2 separate regions of the Homo sapiens genome follow, and region 1 is linked to region 2. Evidence: chromatin loops called from intact Hi-C (ENCODE). Cell type or tissue: IMR-90. All regions are shown on one strand. Links, peaks and the distances in the headings refer to the core of each region. The heading gives the core; the rest is flanking DNA.

Evidence for each region. Hi-C counts contacts between places; a loop is a spot of excess contacts. Peaks named below come from ENCODE experiments on the same cell type or tissue, not always from the same donor. Only the 100,000 strongest peaks of a DNase experiment are listed, where the experiment ranks them.
Region 1: it touches region 2 in a loop (9-fold over the local background); 1 of 110 quality-filtered maps calls a loop at or near these places.

Annotation. Positions count from the first base shown.
Region 1 is chr22:32,014,817-32,025,094 of GRCh38, reverse strand. All of the region lies in intron 4 of LINC02558 (long intergenic non-protein coding RNA 2558), which reads right to left. Among named protein-coding and RNA genes, the nearest start is that of SLC5A1, 23 kb to the left of the region's middle. In IMR-90, for the core only: no CTCF peak of the experiment used is centred there; a DNase peak (open chromatin) is centred at 4,724; H3K27me3 peaks cover 171 bases.
Region 2 is chr22:31,916,533-31,926,810 of GRCh38, reverse strand. LOC105372998 (a long non-coding RNA gene) reads left to right here. Exons shown (of 3, transcript XR_001755494.2): 3 at 260-1,516. Among named protein-coding and RNA genes, the nearest start is that of YWHAH, 23 kb to the left of the region's middle. RefSeq lists an enhancer at 9,341-9,841. In IMR-90, for the core only: no CTCF peak of the experiment used is centred there; no DNase peak of the experiment used is centred there; H3K27me3 peaks cover 333 bases.

The DNA.
Region 1 (10,278 bases), core at 2,338-7,337, 98 kb before region 2:
AAAGAGGCCTTTGCCCCATAGAACCCATACTCTTTCCACATGGCACAATGACTTTGGAGTATACTTTGCACTGAAGGAAGCCATTGCAGACCAGGTGCTTTCTCAAGGACTAGGAGTGGGAAGCAAGCAGTGAGTGACTCAGGATGAGTCAAAACAAGAGATTAAATTGAGACCCAGGATGACTTCTGTTTGGAAAGCACAGAAAATGGGCCTTGCAAGTGGTCTTCCATTAAAAATGAGGCCTGGCTGAGCGCAGTGGCTCATGCCTGTATTCCAGCACTTTGGGAGGCCAAGGCAGGAGGATTGCTTGAGGCCATGAGTTCAAAACCAGACTGGGCAACATAGCAAGACTGTCTCTACAAAAAGTAAAACATAAAAAAATTAGGTGGGCATGGTGGCACACACCTGCAGTCCCAGCTACTTGGGGGGCTGAGGTGGGAGGATCACTTGAACCTGGGAGTTTGAGCCTGCAGTGAGCTATGATTCTGCCACTGCACTCCAGCCTGGGTGACAGAGCCATACCCTATCTCTAAGAAAAAAGGGGGAAAAAAAGGCCCTGTGCTGGGACTCACAGCCTAAGCCCATATAAAAAAATCTCAATTTGACTTCTTGGCTCTTTTCAAGCACAACCCTGAATCATCTTCTCTCTCCCATCAGCAATTGATATCTCAGTAAGGATCTATTCCTCTTTACCCCTACCCATCAGAGCCAAACTGAAGCTGGAGTTCAATCGGCAGCCCCTTTTCCAATATAGAATCACTCCAAAGACAGAGATTTTATGATTTCATATTTGGATAATCATGGCTTTAGAACTGATGGCTTTTCATCTCAGACTTTTATTCTGTGTTTTGGAGTTGATAATTGTGTACATGTCTAAGTGGGCATATATTTATAGGAGTGTTTATATATGTGTTTGTGTGTATATGGTTCCATTTTCATGTGTGTTATATAATACTGAAATCAAAGTTAATTGGATACATTAGGCTACACCCCAGGCGGTTAATTGTTGCTCTTTGTCATTCAAGGTAATGAGAATGACACTCCTCTTTTCTTACTTCCTGGTAAGATTTCCCAAACTTGGAAAAACCCTGTTGAGGAGTTTGACTGAGACCCTTAGAAAATCCCAGGGATCAGGGACAGTTGACAGTGGATTCGGTTCTTTTCCCTATTCCCAAACAGAAGATCATTCTCTGAGTATCTGCCTTAATGCTTTGTCTTACCATTTTTCGTGTCTCAGCAGGGACAGATGAACCATCATTCAGAAAGATGTGTGTGCATGCGTATTTATTTATAATGACTCCTACATAATAGTTTCTGTAGGTAGAGGATGAAATAGTGTTAATTAGTACTGAAAGGTCTTTCCATTGGCTGTGACTATGATGATTAGAAAGTAGATGTAGGAGAGGAAAGCCAGTTTTGTGGTTCAGTTATCATTATGCTCATAAACATTGACTGCATTATGAAGTCCATTTCCTTTGCTGTACTTTAAGCCCAGAATAGGTAATAAAACCAAACAGACTGCAGACCTGGGTTTCAGCCCTAGCTCTCCCACCAAGTCTCTGGTTATCTTGGCCAAGGCCTGTTCTTTCTCTGGGCTTCAGTTTCTTACTGATAAACTGTAAGGTCTTTCTCCATTAGATTGTTTACCCCTATACCTTTGCAACTTGCTATCTATAGCACCTGGAAGTGTCAGGCATATATGAGTCACTCAAGATGTATTTGTGGAGTCAGTGAATGTATTATGGAGTCAAGCTAGAAGATTGCTAGGGTCCCTTACTGCTTGGATAGCCAGTGATCCTAGAGTCGTGTTTGTTCTTCTTCTTTTCCTTTTTATCATTTTTCCCCTCCGTTCCTCCTAACATCTATTGATGCAGTAAATAATACATTCACATGGTTCATAAGGTACATAGGCATATAGAGAGAGAAAGCCTCTCAGTCATCCAAATTTTTTCCCTGAAAGCAATCAATTTTGTCAATTTCTTGTGTATTCAGGAGATTTTTAAATGTACATATAAGCAAATATGTACCTATATTCTTCCTCTACCTCCTCATGTTCTACACTAATGTTAGCATACTATATGTTGCTTTGCACACTTAACTTTTTTTTTTTTTTTGAGATGGAGTCATGCTCTGTCACCCAGGCCAGAGTGCAGTGGCGCAATCTCAGCTCACTGCAACCTCTGCCTCCTGGGTTCAAGCGATTCTCCTGCCTCAGCCTCCCAAGTAGCTGGGACTACAGGCGCATACTGCCACACCTGGCTAATTTTTGTATTTTTAGTAGAGATGGGGTTTCACCATATTAGCTAGGCTGGTCTCGAACTCCTGTCCTCAGGTGATTGGCCCACCTCAGCCTCCCAAAGTGCTGGGATTGCAGGCGTGAGCCACTGCGCCTGGCCACACTTTACTTTTTGAATCCAACAAACTATCTTTGAGATCAATCCATATCAATACACAAGCGTTTTCCTTTTTAAAAATAGCTGGATAGTATTATTCAATTAAGTGGATATATTGTAATATATACTAGTGCTTCGTGGATGGATACTTATATTGTTTCTAATCTTTTTCAATTACAAATAGTGCCATAATAAATAACTTCGAGTGTAGGTCATTTTGCCCTTACATGAGCCAATCTATAGCATAAATTCCTTTTTTTTTTTTTTTTTTTGAGATGGAGTTTTGCTCTTGTCACCCAGGCTAGAATGCAGTGGCGCAATCTTGGCTCAGGGCAACCTCCACCTCCCAGGTTCAAGTGATTCTCCTGCCTCAGCCTCTGACATAGCTGGGACTACAGGCACACATCACCACAGCGGGCTAATTTTTGTATTTTTAGTAGAGATGGGGTTTCAACATGTTGGCCAGGCTGATCTCAAACTCCTGACCTCAGGAGATCCACCCACCTTGGCTTCCCAAACTGCTGGGATTACAGGCATGAGCCACCATGTCCAGCCTGTAGCATACATTCTTAGAAGTAAAATAGTTAGGTCAAAGGATATGTGAATGTATAATTTTTTAAAAATGAACTTTATTCTTTTAGAGCAGTTTTAGGTTCAGAGCAAGATTGAGTGGAAAGTAAAAAGAGTTCCCATATACCCCTGCCAACCCCATGCCCTGCCTCTCCCACTATCATCCAACATTAGCGTGGTACCTTTGACAATTGATAAATCTACATTTACACTTCGTTATCACCCAAAGTCCATAGTTTAGATTAGGGTTCACTCTTGCTGTTGTACATTTTATGAGTTTTGACAAACGTACAGTGACATGCATTCATCATTATAGAATCATGCACAATGTAGCTTTTCTTCCCTAAACATCCTCTGTGTTCTGTCTATTCACCCCATCCTCCCCACTTAGCCCCTAGCAACCACTGATCTTGTTACTGCCTCTGTAGTTTTGTATTTTCCAGAATGTCATATAATTGGAATGATGTAGTAGGTAGCCTTTTCCAGTTGGCTTTTTTCATCTAGTAATATGCATTTAAGGTTCTTCCATGTTTTTTCGTGGCTTGATAGGCCATTTCTTTTTAGCACTGAATGATATTCTGTTGTATGGATATACCATAGTATATTTATCCACTCACCTGCTGAAGGACATTTTGCATTTTGGTTGCTTCAAGTTTTGGCAATTATGAATAATGCTGCTATAAATATTTATGTACAGGTTTTTGTGTGGACATAAGTTTTTAACTCATTTACTAAGGAGCACGATTGCTGGATTGTATGCATAGAAAGACTGTGTTTAGCTTTGGAAGGAAATGCCACACTTTTATTCAAAGTAGCTGTACCATCTTGCATTCTCACAGTGAATGAGAGTTCCTGTTGTTCTACATCCTTGTCAACATTTGGTGTTGTCAAGTTTTAGATTTGGGCCATTCTAATAGGTGTATAGTGGCATCTCATTTTTGTTTTAATTTGTAATTCTCTAATTACATAACATCGAGCATCTCCCCATATGTTTATTTGCCATCTATATATCTTCTTTGGTGAGGTGTCTAGACATTCAGATTTTTGCTCATTTTTAAATTAGGTTGTTAATTTTCTTATTGTTAAGTTTTAAGAGGTTTTTTTGCATATTTTGGATAATAGTCATTTGTCAGGTACATATTTTGCAAATATTTTCTCCCACTTTGTGCCTTATCTTCTCATTCTCTTGATATAATTTTGATAGATGTTCTCAAATTACTGTTACAGGTGGTACCAATTGATGCTCCCCACAGTGAATGTGTGAGAGTACATGTTTCCTCTCACAACGTAATGTGTCATCAATTTGTTTATGATATTTTCCAGTCTAGTAAGTAAAAAATAGTATCTCACTGTAGTTTTGATTGCATTTATCTTATTAGAGAGAGATTTGGTATATTTCAATATGTTTGTGTGCCATTTGTATTTCTTTCTATATAAGCTTTATGTTTTCTTTCCTTTTTCTGTTGAGATTGGTTCTTATAGTTGCCATGGATGGTGAGACTATGTTTGAGCAAATCCTGTGGGCCAGTTCAGCACAGAGCTCAATATCCTCAAGATCTCCTCTCTCTGCACTCTTCATTTATACAAGCTTCTTTGGCATTTGTACTCATTCACTGCCAGTATCCTCTGTGGTGCAAGCTCCTGAATTTTCATTGATACTGTTTATGTTCTTTTGACTAATGTTCCAGTTGTTCTATATTTGGTACTCAATGTGGTTTTACCCAACATGAGTCACTCTCTTCTTTCCCAGGGTTATCACACAGGGAAACCCCATTCTCCTTAGTCAGCAATACCTTAAGTTCTAGTACACAATCCTTTTACTGACACATGCCAACTGTGATCATGAATTATCACAGAGTTACTCATCTTTATAAATATTTTGAAACTCCTCTTAACTCACTACTACTGCCATTGTTACAATGGGATCACTGTTACCTCACAGTATCTCTGATGCCTGGTGTGTCATACATGTGAAAAGTATCACATCCAGGACAGGAAACAGCTCTCCTAATTCTCAGTTCGGAGTGCTTTCATTTATCTATCCATCTATTATTCATCTACCCATCGATCCATCCATCCGTCTACCTACCCATCCATTCATTTATCATCCATCCATGTAACCATGTATCTGTCCATCCGCCCACCAATTCTGTGATTACCTTGCTTTCAAAAAGGACTAAAAATCCCTATGCACCCATGTTCATAGCAGCATTATCCACAATAGCCAAAAGGTGAAAGCAACCCAATTGTCCATCAACAGGTGAATAGATAAGCAAAATGTGGTATATACATACAGTGGAATATTATTCAGCCTTAAAAAGGAAGGAAATTTGGACACATGCTTTAACATGGATGCCGGACGCGGTGGCTTATGCCTGTAATCCCAGCACTTTGGGAGGCAGAGGTGGGCGGATCACGAAGTCAGGAGATCGAGACCATCCTGGCTAACACGTTGAAACCCCGTCTGTACTAAAAATACAAAATATTAGCTGGGCGTGGTGGCAGGTGCCTGTAGTCCCAGCTACTCAAGAGGCTGAGGCAGGAGAATGGCGTGAACCCAGGAGGCAGAGCTTACAGTGAGCCAAGACCGCGCCACTGCACTCCAGCCTGGGCGACAGAGTGAGACTCCATCTCAAAAAAAAAAAAAAAAAAAAAAACATAGACGAACCTTGAGGACATTATGCAAAGTGAAATAAGCCAGTGATGAAAGAACAAATACTATGTGATTCCATTTATAATAGGTACCTAGAGTTAGTCAGATTCATAGAGACAGAAAGTAGAATGGTGGTTACCAGGGGCAACTGGGGTAGGGCGGGGGTGGGAGATTGGGGAGTTATTGTTTTAATATGTATTGTTTAAACAGTACAGAGTTTCCATTTTGTGAGATGAAGGGAGTTCTGTGGATGGGTGGTGGAGATGGTAGCACAACAGTATGAATGTATTTAATGCCACTGAAGTGGATACTTGATGGTTATGAAGGTAAATTTTATGTTATGTGTATTTTACCACAATGAAAAAAATACCTACAATAAGATTTATTGTCAGCAAGGATTTATTGAGCTGCTATAAGTTCCACGCCATGTGTGCTAGGCACTGGAAATAGAGCAGTGAATAAGAAAAAGTCCTAGACCTCACAGAGCTTGTCTTATAGTGGAGAGGACAGACAATAAACAAGTAAGCAAATAAATAAACAATACATTTATATTTTGTTATGAGTACTATGAAAGTCACAGATTGGGGTGGGGGTGGGATTTTCTGATTAAGATGCCCAAGGAGGGTGGTGGTGGCATGATCACGGCTCACTGCAGCCTCTACCTCCTGGGCTCAAATGGTCCTCCCACCTCAGCCTCCTGAGTAGCTAGGACTACAGGTGTGTGCCACCACACATGGCTCATTTTTGTATTTTTTGTAGAGGTGGGTTTCACTATGTTGCCCAGGCTGGTCTTGAATTCCTGAGCTCAAACGATCTGCCCACCTCTGCCTCCCAAAGTTCTGGGATTACAGGCGTGAGCCACTGTGCCTGGCTGGTGGTTGTTCTTAACCTATTTTGGGGTCACTGATCTTTCTGAGAATCTAATAGAAACCATGGGCCCTCTTTGCAAGAAAACACAAATATGGCAATTGTGCATAGAGTTTTAGGGATAAATGAATGTCTGAAACCCCCTCTGAGGGGGTCCATCCATGAGTCTTAGGTTAGAAACCTTTCCTTTTCTGGCTCACTCCTCAGTGTTCGATGGGATGAATTCCAGTATGCTTAGCAAACTGGCCAACCTCCCTGGTGGTTCAGTTTCTACCCACATCTCTGGCCTTATCTCCTGCTGTTCTGCCCAGCCATGCAGACCACAAGCACTTCCAGTTCTCTGAATACATATACCACATGTTCTGACATCTTCATACCTTTTCCCAACTGTGTTGACTCAGAAACTCCTACTTACCCCTTAAGACTCAATGCAAATATTCTCTCTTAATGGTTGTCTCTTTTGCCTCTCTCTCTCTACCTCCCTCAGCAAGACGTGTTAGACAAGTTAGCCATGTTCTGCCTCACCTTGCCTCACTATCACAGCATTTTTCACATTATAGTGGTTTATGTTCATTATTTTAATTCATTTATTCACACAGCTAATATTTATTGAGCATCTATTATGTGCTAGCCCAGTGTTAGGCACAGTGATGGCTAAGAGAGCCTGGCACTGTCCTCATGAAGCTTATAGTTTAGTGGGGAGCATAGATATTAAAAGTATAGTTATACAAATACCTGTAAATTGAAAATTAGGAAAAGTTTAGGAAGGATGAGAGCAGGGATCTTTGAGCTATCTAGGTTAGGGGTGTAGTGCAGGTTAGGAAGTATCTCAGAAGACACTCAAGCTCTCAAGCTGAGATTAAAGGATTGCAAGAGTTTGCCTAGCAAAAGCTAAGAGGGAAGCATTCCTGCACAGGGAACCGTGTGCGCATGTCATATGTAAACTTTCCCTGATTGACCGAGAGGGCCTCTGAAGCAGAGATGGTGTTGTACTCAAGTCTGCAACCCCAGTGCCTGGCAGAGTGGATATTCTGAATAAATGAATGAATGAATGAATGAATGAGTTTCTCAGTGCAGAATTATCAGGCTTAGCCATTAGATGGGAGAGTATTCTTTTGATGGTGAAATAAATTCACTTTTTAATCCTTTTTAAATGACACATTGAACAATGAATGAAGCCCATGAAACTTAGGACCAGTCAACAGGTTGGGAAGAAGTTATCTGGGTGGGGAATTTAATTTTGGTCATCTCCTGGTCCAGTGCTGTGTGCATGTGTTATTTATTTGTTTATAAAAATGAGATGAGTCCCAGCTACTCAGGAGGCTGAGGCAGAAGGATCACTTGAACCTGGAAGGCAGACGTTGCAATGAACCAAGATCATGATACTGCACTCCAGCCTGGGTGACACAACAAAACTCTGTCTCAAAAAAGAAAAAGAGGTGAAATGCACATAACATAAAACTAACCATTGTAAAGTGAACAGTGGCACTTAGCACACTCACAGTGCTGTGAAACTGCCATCTCCATCTAAAACATTTTTCTCATCCTGGAAGGAAAACCCCCCATGGCCGGGCACAGTGGCTCACACCTGTAATCCCAGCACTTCGGGAGGCCGAGGCTGGCGGATCACAAGGTCTGCAGTTCGAGACCAGCTGGCCAACATAGTGAAACCCTGTCTCTACTAAAAATACAAAAATTAGCCAGGCATGGTGGTGGGCGCCTGTAATCCCAGCTACTCGGGAGGCTGAGGCAGGAGAATCACTTGAACCAGGGAGGCAGAGGTTGCAGTGAGCCGAGACCACACCATTGCACTCCAGCCTGGGTGACAGAGCGAGACTCCATCTCAAAAAAAAACCCATGACCATTAAGTACATGCTTGGGTTTTTAAGCTCCTGAAAGGCAGGGATTATAGTTTGTTTGTTTGTTTGTTTGTTTGAGATGGAGTTTTGCTGTTGTTGGCCCGGGCTGGAGTGCAATGGCACAATCTCAGCTCACTACAACCTCCGCCTCCCAGGTTCCAGCAATTCTCTTGCCTCAGCCTCCCAAGTGGCTGAGATTACAGGTGCCCGTCACCATGCCTGGCTAATTTTTGTATTTTTAGTAGGGACGGGGTTTCACCATGTTGACCAGGCTGGTCTCAAACTCCTGACCTCAGGTGATCCACCTGCCGTGGCCTCCCAAAGTGCTGGGATTATAGGCGTGAGCCACTACGTCTGGCCAGGACTATGTTTTTCTTTTTCATTTTGCACCCCTACTTCTTTTTTTCTTTTGAGACTGGGTCTTGCTCTGTCACCCAGGCTGAGCACAGTGGCGCAATCTTGGCTTACTACAACCTCCACTTCCTGGGCTCAAGTGATCCTCCCACCTTAGCCCCAGCCACTCCCCACCAACAGTTGGGACCACAGGATTTTTGAGGCTGGTTTTTGAGCTAGCTGGCCTCAGATTCCATCCACAGAACACCTGGCGTGAAACAGAAGCAATCACTACATTCAGGGTAAAAATAAGCAATTCCAGTAAGGATAAAATTTTTAAGTGAGTGTAAATGTGACTCATCTGATGAAAAACAAATAAATTACATTTAGAAACAATCATATTGAAAGTAAAAAAATTGAACTGTATAAAAATAGTGAACTTTTGTCAATTCAGTATTAATTTAGCTGCTTCATTTAAAAAAAACTCATTCTACTTGATGAAAAAATTTACCTGAATTATGTGCATCATGCAATCCAAAATGATGTAACCAAAAGATCTGGTTCATTTTTTCCATTTTTAAATTGTTCTAGTGTTGTGTATAGTCCTAAAGAGTAGACCAGGTCTCAATCACAGTCCACATCATGATTCACAGATGCAAAAGCATCATCTTGAACATCCAGCTGCTCCAAGAAGGAAGTGAGGGGAAACTGGAGGGCGGGGAGGTGTATTAGTTTTCTATGCTGCCGTAACAAATTACCACAAATTTGATGGCTCAAGATTACACAAATTTAATTCAAGTGACAGAAACTCAGTTTAAACCTACATAAGGATAAAACAAAAAGCCAAGTGTGGGTAACATATTTGTATATTCAACAAAATTGTGCAAAAGGGTGATGGGGGTGAATTTACATGTGACTGGACCCAGAAACCCAAAATGTCAAAATTCCCTGTTCTAACTTTGTATCTCATCTCTGCTTTTCCTTTTTCTTTTTTTTTTTTTTTTTTTGAGACATAGTCTCACTCTGTCACCCAGGCTGGAATGCAATGGCGGGATCTCGGCTCACTGCAACCTCCGCCTCCTGAGTTCAAGCAGTTCTCCTGCCCTAGCCTTCCAAGTAGTTGGGATTACAGATGAGCACCACCACATCCAGTTAATTTTGTATTTTTAGTAGAGATGGGGTTTAACTATGTTAGCCAGGCTGGTCTCGAGCTCCCAACCTCAGGTGATCTGCCCACCTCAGCCTCCTAAAGTGCTGGGATTACAGGCGTGAGCCACTGTGCCCGGCCTCATCTCTGCTTTTTCTATGTTGACTTATTTCAAACTATTCTGAGTGTTTCCATGTGTGGAGTATGAATATTATTGAAAAGTATTTTTAAGTCATCTAGCATCCAGGTAAACACTACTAATAATTTTCCTCACAGCTTTTACGTGTGTTATTGTTTGTACATACACACACACCAAGTATACATATTTGGGGATCAAAGTGTGTACATATAGTTTCATAGCCTGTTTTTGTTACTCAGCACTTTTTAATGAAGATTTTCCTTGTTATTAAATTTTATTTAAAAATGGGCCAGGCACAGTGGCTCATGCCTGTAATC
Region 2 (10,278 bases), core at 2,323-7,322:
GGAAATAACTGCAGGCTGCAGAAGAATCCCCACCCCCAAAGTAAGAAAAGGAATGTGGGGTCACCTCCTTATGCCCAATAGCTTTGTGGCTTTGGACAAACTCCTTAACCTCTCTTCCTGTAGGCAAGGTAGTAGAGTAGCATAGAGACATGGGTCAGACACGGGGGCTGCCCCAGTGTAAAATTAGAAGATTGGGAAAATGGGCTCTGTGATTCCTTTCAGATCTCACATTCTAGACTTGATGATTTTTCACCTTCAGGCTCTGGATAAAGTGGATCTACAAGAAATAACTTCCCAAGGAGGAGTCCTGTAAATAGCATGAGTGGACAAATACGACTCAGGCTGCTTTTTGCCATGAAATTGCCAGACAAGGAGGGATGTCTGTTTCAGAGTCCTGGGCCAGGGGAGTGAAATCACACAGTTACCTGCATGCAGAGCCCAGAGTAGAAGACCTAGCTCCCTTTACCCTGCAACATGCAATCTTCTTAAACCAGTCTTCTTATCCTTGGGTGGGCAGTCAGGGAGCTGTGCACGCCCACACCTCCAACACCCTTTATTTTGCAAACATGGGCATAAAAACAACTGCAAGGGAAAATGTGTCCCACCCCTTCCCCACTCCCTTCTGGCTTTCTCTCTGTTGCCTGGCAACAGTTTTATCCAGAAACCTGGGTGTCATCCTAGATAACTCCCTCACCCTTATCCTTCCCACAAAACCCATGGCCCAATCATGTCCATTTTATCTCCTAAATGGCCCTCAAGTCCATCCACTCCTCCCCTCCCCCCATCACCTCCCCAGTCCAAGGTTCCATCATGAATTTCCTGGACATCTACATTGGCTTCCCACAGGCCTCCGGCTTTCACACTTGCTCATCCCATCCCCCGCTTCCATCTTCTGTAACCACAGCCAAAATAATCTCTTAAAAATACAAATCTGATCCTGTCACCTGCTCCTTGCTTAGAACCTCTAAGAATCAAAATCAAAATCTTCAGCATGCCCAAGAGCACTGCATGGTCAGGCCTACTTCCCAACTTTATCTTGCCCTGTGCGTGCCCTTCCCTCTCTTCCTGAACATTTTTTCCTCCCCAATTCTTCTACTTAATCCTGCTTACCCTGTAGTTCTCAGTTCTATGGTCACTTGGAGAGCCTTTGCTGACCTTCATGACTAGGTCAGATTGCCCTGTGATGGACTCTCCTAGCACCATGTGCCCTTTATGTCTGTAGCACTTATCATTGTCACAATTTTACCCTTATTTACTATTATTTGATTTATATCTGCAAGCCCTGCCTCACTCAATTTAAGCTTCATGAATGCAGTGATTTTGTCTTGTTCTCTGCTTGAAACATGGATGGATGGATGGATGGATGGATGGATGGATGGGTGGATGGATGGATGTTTGGATGAACATGAGTTGGATGAGTAGGTGTATGGATGGATGGGTATATGGATGAATGAATGTTTGGATGTACAGGAATTAGATAAATAGATACATGGATGGATGGGTATATAGACGGATGAGTGAGTGTATGTATGTATGTATGGATGGATGCATGCATGCATGAATGGATGGATGGGTAGATAGATGGATAGGTGGATGTTTGGATGAACAGAAGTTGGATAAATAGGTGGATGGATGGATGGACAAGAATTTGATCAATAGGTATATGTATAGATGCATGAATGGATAGATGGATGTATATATGGATGGATGGATGGATGGATGGATGGATGGATGGATGGATGGATGTTTGGATGAACACGAGTTGGATGAGTAGGTGTATGGATGGATGGGTATATGGATGAATGAATGTTTGGAATCAAGCGATTCTCGTGCCTCAGCCTCTCGAGTAGCTGGGATTACAGGCATGAGCCACCACACCTGGCTAATTTTTGTATTCTTAGTAGAGATGGGGTTTCCCCATGTTGGCCAGGCTGGTCTCAAACTCCTGACCTCAGGTGATCCTCCCGCCTCGGCCTCCCAAAGTGCTGGGATTACAGGCGTGAGCCACCGCACACGGCCTCATAAACTGTTTTTCTCTGTGAGTCTCTTCCTCTCCACCAGAGAGTGGCATTCCTTATTCCCCAGGAATTAGTAAACTCCCTGGAGACAGATGTGCCAGGAATGTGCCCACATCTCACAAAATGCCCTTTTGTGGCCTGGGCACCCCTTCTTTCTTTTATTTTTGAAACAGGGTCTCACTCTGTCACCCAGGCTGGGGTGCAGTGGCACGATCTTGGCTCACTGCAGCTGACTTCCTGGACTCAAGCAATTCTCCCACCTCAGCCTTCCGAGTAGCTGAGATTTCAGGCACATGCCACTATGCCCAGCTAGTTTATTATTAATAGTAGCGGTAGAGACGAGGCCTCACTATGTTGCCAAGGCTGGTCTCAAACTCCTGAGCTCAAGCAATCCTCCCATCTTGGCCTCCCAAAGCACTGGGATTACAGGCGTGAGCCACTGTGCCCGGCTGGCACCCCTTCTTTCAATCCTCACAGGACTCTGAGGGAGGCGTGATTTACCCCCATTTTAAACAGCAGGAAACTGATTTGCCCCGGGTCACACAGATAAAAAGTGGTAAAACTAGTGCTGAAACCCAGGTCGATTTGAATCCAAGGCCAAAATCCTTAACCAGTACCCGCAGGCGGGGATAGTCCCTCCAACAGCCCAAATATGGCTGCCACACCTGTGCCTGGCCACCATGGGTGGGGTAGCCCATTCTATTGTTGAATTCCTGCCTGTCAAAGAGTTTATTCTAACCCACTTGAAATATGCCCCTCTGAAACTGCTACCCAGTGACCCTGACTCTGCTCCCTGGTTACAGAACCAGTGCTTCCCCTCTTCCACATGGCAGCCCGTCAATAATTTACAGCCAGCCGTCCTGTCTCCCCTGCATCTGATCCTCTCCAGGGAGGGGTGGCAGAGGGGAGAGACTGCAAACCTGGAACTACAAAATCCAAGTTCTCATCCTGGCTCAGCCACTGTCCACAGACCAGTAAATTTCAAAAGAAAATTAAATAGGTGATTTTGACAAACAAGGACACTGAAAAAAATGGCCAACTCCTAGCACCCTTGTTTCATAAAAGAAAGGGCATCCTGACACAGAAAAAAGTAGGGCAGACAATTTCAGAATTAATTTATCTTCATAAAAACTCCCGACTTTGTCCCTGTTTCTCTGATTTCACCATGTCCTGGTGCTGACTCTGTGGGGGACTGGCCCAGGTCTGTAGGCCTTTGAGAACCTTTGCTCCAACCCATTAAAGAAAACACTGCTGGCCAGAAAAACCAAAGTAGAGGATTCCACCATCAGGACACGGTAAGTGACCCTGTTTGAAGAGGGAAGGAAGAGCTGAAAGTGCCTGGCACTGAGAAATGGCTGAGCTCAGGAAATGAGACAGACTTCTCCATTGCATTGTGGTTTCATATCCAGTTTCTATCTCAGCTTAGAGGGACAAAGGCTTTTCCTACTCCACGGGTACCCTGTGACCACCCAAGGTCACGTCTCTAGCCGGCAGAACTCACTGGAAGTCAAGAAGGCTGTTTCTGTCCCATGGCAGGAGGCCAGTGAGAAAGGCTGGTTTTATTCAAAGGCAGCAGATTTTCTCTTGGGGAAGTTTTGGGCTTGGTCTGAAGGATGACCGTCTAACCCAAAGGCTTTCTCATTACTCATTCATTCATTTATTATTTACGAGATATCTTCTATGTGCAAGGCACTGTTCTAACGTTAGGAGTACCAAGGTGAGCAAAGAATGATATGGTCTCTGTTCCTGTGGAGCTTAGTGTTGATTAGAAAAGGCTGACATTAATTCAAGTTGAAGGAATAAGTGTAAACTGACGGCTGTGATGAAGGCTACAGCAGAGGCACATGTTACTCTGAGAGTGTGATATAAGGAGGGTTCCCCTAGTCGGAGGTCATGGAAGGCTGAGATAGTAATGGCCGAGCTGAGATCGAAAGAAGGAAGAGTAGGCATTCACCAGGTGAAGATGGAGGGAAAGCATATTCCAGGGAGAGTGCTTGGTGTGGGATGAACATAAATCACATGAAGAACTGCAGTGAGGCTGGTACGACTGCAGGGCGGTGACCAACAGGAAAGAGCATGCAAGATGAGGCTGGAGAGGTAGGTGGAGGCTCACATGTTGCTGGATAGGTAGGTGGGGTTTTCTCCTTTTCTTGAGTGAAACAGGAAGCCACTGAAGGGCACTGAATGTGAAAAGTGGCGTAAGTATTATTACTTGAAGGCAGAGAGGAATCAACAGCTGCCTCTTCCAGGAGTCAAACTGATGATGATAGTGGTGGTAATAAAAATAATGATTGGCTGGGCGTGGTGGCTCCTGCCTGTGATCCCAGCACTTTGGGAGGGTGAGGTAGGCAGATCACCTAAGGTCAGGAATTTGAGACCAGCCTGGGCAATATGGCAAAACCCCGTCTCTACTAAAATACAAAAATTATCCAGGCATGGTGGTGCATGCCTGTAATCCCAGCTACTCACAAGGCTGAGGCAGGAGAATTGCTTGAGCCCGGGAGGCAGAGCTAGCAGTGAGCCGAGATCGTACCACTGCACTCCAGCCTGGGCGACAGAGCGAGACTCTGTCTCAAAAACAAAACAAAACAAAACAATAATGATTAAAAAATAATAAGTGGCTGGGCACAGGTGGCTCACACCTATAATCACTACACTTTGGGAGGCTGAGGCAGGAGCATTGCTCGAGCCCAGGAGTTTCAGGCTGCAGTGAGCTACGATCATGCCACTGTGCTCCAGCCTGGGTGACAGAGAGAGACCTTCTCTCTAAAATGAATAATAGTAATAATAGTAGTAATAATAATAATAATAAGAGAGCTCATGTTACTAGGCCGGGCACCTGTAATCCCAGCACTTTGGGAGGTTGAGGCGGGTGGATCACAAGGTCAGGAGATCCAGACCATCTTGGCTAACACAGTGAAACCCAGTCTCTACAAAAAATACACAAATTAGCCAGGCGTGGTGGCGGGCGCCTGTGGTCCCAGCTACTTGGGAGGCTGAGGCAGAAGAAATGCTTGAACCTTGGAGGTGGATGTTGCAGTGAGCTGAGATCGTGCCACTGCACTCCAGCCTGGGCAACAGAGCAAGACTCCGTCTCAAAAAAAAAAAAAAAAAAAAAAAGAGTTTGAGGGACAACAACTTCGAAGACACTTGGTTTGTAACTTAGGCCCTTAATCCATGTGGTTTGTTCTGTCAATAAGCATGCATGCATGGAGTGCCTGCTACGTGCTAGGCACACTGAGGCTACAGCAGGGACCAAAAACAGTCCCAGTGCTTACATTCCACTGAGCAGAAAAGACAATGCAGAAGCAGGCAGATAATGCAGAAAATTTTAGATGATGTTAAGGGCTATGGGGAAGAGACGAGAGGACACAGAGGTGCTGCTTTCTAGACAGGATGGTCAGGGAAGGCCTGAGAAGGCAACGAGTGACACCCACAATAAGGAACCAACCAAGCCACAATCTTGGGAAGAGGGTTCCAAGAAGAGGGGAGACATGCAAAGGCCCTGAAGCAAGGGCAACCTTGGGGTGTTCACGGAACAAAAAACAGGAAAAGCTGCATCATTCTGAGTAGGAGGAGATGAGACTGGAGAATGGAAACTTCTGGAAGCCCAGGCAGGCCTCACAGGGCCTTATGGGCCCTGGCAAGGAGTTGAGGTTTCATCCTGAAATGATGGGAAGTTGCTGAAGGATCCTCAAGCAGGGGAATGATACAACCTGTTCTATGTTTGTTTGTTTGTTTGAGACAGTCTCACTCTGTCCCCCAGGCTGGAGTATAGTGATGTGATCTCAGCTCACTGCAACCTCCACTTCCCGGGTTCCAGTGATTCTCTTGCCTCAGCCTCCTGAGTAGCTGGGACTATAGGCACGTGACACCATGCCTGGCTAATTTTTGTATTTTAGGTAGAGATGGGGTTTCGCCATGTTGGCCAGGCTGGACTTGAACTCCTGACCTCAGGTGATCTACCTGCCTTGGCCTCCCAAAGTGTTGGGATTACAGGCGTGAGCCACCACACCCGGCCTGTTCTGTATTTTAAAGAGGGCATGCTGTTGCTGTGAGAATATATTCCTGAAGGCGAAGGAGGGTGCAAGAGGACAGTTAACGTTGTGTCGCATCAGATGGAAGTGGAGATGGGGAGGGGGGTCAGATTACAATATATTTTTGCTAATGGGTTAGATGTGGGGGATGAGGGAAGGGGAAATATAGGATAATTCCAAGGCTTTCTGCCTGAATAACTGGGTAGATGATGGTACAGTTACTAAATCCGGGAAGACTGTGGGTGGAACAGGTTTGGGTGAGAGCTGGGGGTTGGGTGCAGAGCTAAATCAAGAGTTGTGTTTTAGACACATCAAGTTCACTGTTCTCTTAAATCTCTAATGAGAGGCCAAGAAGGCAACTGGACTGATAGGTTGGAATTCAGAGGTGGGATGGGCTAGAGATCTTGAGACTTGTGGGCATGTAGATGGTAATTAGGATCTCAGGATTGGGTCACTGGGGGAATGCAATGAAGAAAAGAGGTCCAGGAGACACAGATTGGGGTCTTCCAATGTGTGGAGACTGCACAGAGGCCAGCAAGGGAGGGTGAGATAGAAAGCCAATGGAGGAGGGCACCAGGAGAGCCCCAGCTCCACTGACCAACCTTGTAACCTCAGGCAAGTTGCTTCCCTTCTCTGGGCCTCAGTTTCCCCTATGTGGACAAGGGGATGGCCATATTCATCACTGAGGTGGTTCCAGCTTGATCATCCTGGGACACTCCTGAGAAAGAGCGGCAGCAGTTTCTGCAGCCACCTACCACAGGAAGAGATCAAAGCTCAGGCTCCCCCATCTCGTTTCCAGGACTCCTACAATGAAACTGAATGAAATCCCAAATACAACAAAACATAGCCCAAAGGTCGGCCACTCAGAGTTAGGGGCTGGGTAAGGTCATGGTGACCTGGAATAGAATCCAGCCTTTTTGTCACTTGCCAGATGGGTGACCCTCAAGCCTCAGGTACTTATCTGTAAAATGCAGCCAACAGGACCCACAGCAGGGGTCTGTTGTTAGAACTAAGCCAGGTATGGGTGGACACGGTGGCTCACACCTGTAATCCCAGCACTTTGGGGGGCCAAGGCAGGCAGATCACCTGAGGTCAGGAGCTCAAGACTAGCCTGGCCAACATGGTGAAACCCCATCTCTATTAAAAATACAAAAATTAGCTGGGCATGGTGGCGTGTGCCTGTAGTCCCAGCTACTTGGGAGGCTGAGGCGGGAGGATTACTTGAACCCGGGAGGCGGATGTTGCAGGGAACCGAGATCACACCACTGCACTTCAGCCTGGGTGACAGAGTGAGACTCTGTCTCAAAAAAAAAAAAAAAAAAAACAAAAAACAACTAAGCCAAGTAGCAAGCAAAGCATCCTGCATGGCTCCAGGCATGCATGCAATCAATGATCAGCTCCTTCCTGCTTTAGGAAGACTCCTTCCCTGAATCAGGAGAGAGGGAGTCCAACCTGGCTGCACTCTCAGAATGATGTAGTCCTACTGCTGGTCAAGCCTGGGGCTGCCAGCTCTGTGCCACCCTGCATCTCACTTGCAGAGTACGTGGTTACCCAGCTAATCACAGGAATTAGGGATCTGCAAAGACTGACTAGGTCATCTAGCTGGAGCCTGGGGCACTGTGGAAGGTGGGAGGAGGGAGGGGGGACAACAGCTTCTAAGGCTGACCGTAGCTGTAGACTCACCCCAGCCTTTTCCCAGGCTGCGTTAACCTGGCTGGCAAAGGGCAGTGATATGACAGCAGGGGAACACTATAGCAGAGAGTGAGCTGGAACTCGGGCCAATGTGTTCAGCCCAGTGACAGCTCCTGGCTCAGTGTCTCCTAGAAGCAGCCCTGGAAGAAGACAGGGACTGCAGGGGCAGCTGCTGGAAGGCGAGCTGGGCACGCAGCCTGGATTCCTGCCCCACCTCTGTCACAACCATTAGGCCAATGGCTCCACTTATTGGGCACCTCCAAGGTGGCAGGTGCTGTGCTAGGTGCTTAACTGAAGAGCTCTTCAACAACCTTGCAAGGAGGGCAAACATGTCCCTGTTGAAAAGATGAGGAAACTGAGGCTAACAGAAGAGGAAGGCTTGCCCAAGGTCACCCACCCTTCTAGACGTTCCTTCTTTTCAAGACATAGACAAGACACCCTTCCGCAGCACACACGGTCCTGCGCAATTGGTTCTGCTTCCTTCTCCTGCTGCACCTGCCCCTTCCTCTCCCTTGGCCTTCCATCAGGTCTCCATGGAAACATTCAGAAGCCTTCCCTAGGCCCCAGAATAGGTCAGGCTCCCCCTCACACCTTTTTTTTTTTTTTTTTTTGAGACAGAGTCTCACTCTGTCGTCTAGGCTGGAGTGCAGTGGTGTGATCTCAGCTCACTGCAGCCTCCGACTACCGGGATCAAGTGATTCTCTGCCTCAGCCTCTCCAGTAGCTGGGATTATAGTATAGGCACCTGCCACCACGCCGGCTTTTTATTTTATTCTATTTTTTTGAGATGCAGTCTCGCTCTCTGTCTTGCCAGGCTGGAGTGCGGTGGTGCAATCTCGGTTCACTGCAACCTCTGCCTCCTGAGTTCAAGTGATTCTCCTGCCTCAGCCTCCTGAGTAGCTGGGATTACAGGCACATGCCACCACGCCTAGCTAATTTTTCTATTTTTAGTAGAGACGGGGTTTCACTATGTTGGCCAGGATGGTCTTGATCTCCTAACCTCATGATCCGCCCACCTCAGCCTCCCAAAGTGCTGGGATTACAGGCGTGAGCTGCCGCGCCTGGCTCCCCTTACACCTTTCACAGTGGCCTCTCCTTTGTCTTTTGGGCACTTTTCGCAACTATACTTATTACTTCACAACCCTAAAAATCGTTATTTGTGTAATTTTTTGTTTAATATCCTTCCTCCTGCATCTACACGATGCCTGGCACATGGGTGACTGTTAATACGTATGTGTGGAAAGCACGGTGACTAAACCTGTAAACAACAAATGAGCGAATAAACCACAAACAAATCTCCCTCCCGCGGCGATGGGCTGGCTGCGATTCCACTGGGACACAGGGACTTGTATAAAGGGGCAGCTCCCTTAGAGTCTACATCATCAAACCTAATAGGAACAGTATCTTGTGATCACTGTGACCTGCAGCCCAAGGGGGTATGCACAAAGCAATCCCAAGATGTGTGCAGTGGGGGGTGGACACCCAGCTCCCTGCATGGGTCAGACCCCAGAGCTGGCCAGTTTCTCTGTTGTCCTCCAATCTGGCTTCCAGTGGTGGCAGCCACTCTCCTGGTTCCTGCAGGAGAGAGACGAAAGTGGCGAGGGGGTGTCTCACAAGGAGAACTGTGCCGGTTTCATTTCTGCTTTGAGGCGAGACACATCCTGTGTGTCAGACTACCCAGGGAGTGCTCCTGTTCTCCCAGCGCCAACCACCAACAGTGCAGTGACCAGGAGCAGGAGACCCTGGGGAGTCGAGACCAGGGACATGGCTGTCATGGCTGTGCAGGGAGCTTGGCCCCAGGCCCCACCCTGCCTCCTTCCCTGCACGGCGGCCTCTCCACAGAGGCCACTCTCACTGGGTTTCTGTCTTCCACACCCCATCTCATTGTGAGGAAAAGCCCAGCCTGGCTGGAGGGGATTAGGAGCAGGTGGGAGAATGCAGACAGGTGCGATCTCTCCTCTGCTCTGTGTGCTCAGTAACCCCAGGCAAGTCCCTGAACTTCCCTGAGACTCAGTTTCTCCTCTGAGAAGTGGGGGTCCCCACTCACCTCCATCAGGGCTGTCCCCAGGCCCTAGCAGGTTGGTGGACACACACTTGTTTGGGGTTCAATATACAAAATAAGCTCTTGCTGTTATCTTTTTTCTGCTTTCTTTCTTTTCCCAAGCTTCAGACTAGCTAGTGGTATATCATGTTCCTTGTACACCTGCTAGGCTCATTCAAAGCAAAATGTTTAGGCAGAGCATGGTGGCTCATGCCTGTAATTCCAGCACTTTGGCAGGCCCAAGGTGGGTGGATCACTTAAGCCCAAGAGTTTGAGACAGCCTGGACAACATAGTGAGACCCTGTCTCTACAAAAAATTAGTGGGGTGTGGTGGCATGTGCCTGTAGTCCCAGCTACTCGGGAAGCTGTGGTGAGAGGATCAACTGAGCCTGGGAGGCAGAGGTTGTAGTGCGCTGTGATCACGCCACTGCACTCCAGCCTGGGTGATAGAGCAAGACCCTGTCTGAAAATAAAATAAAATAGAAAACCAG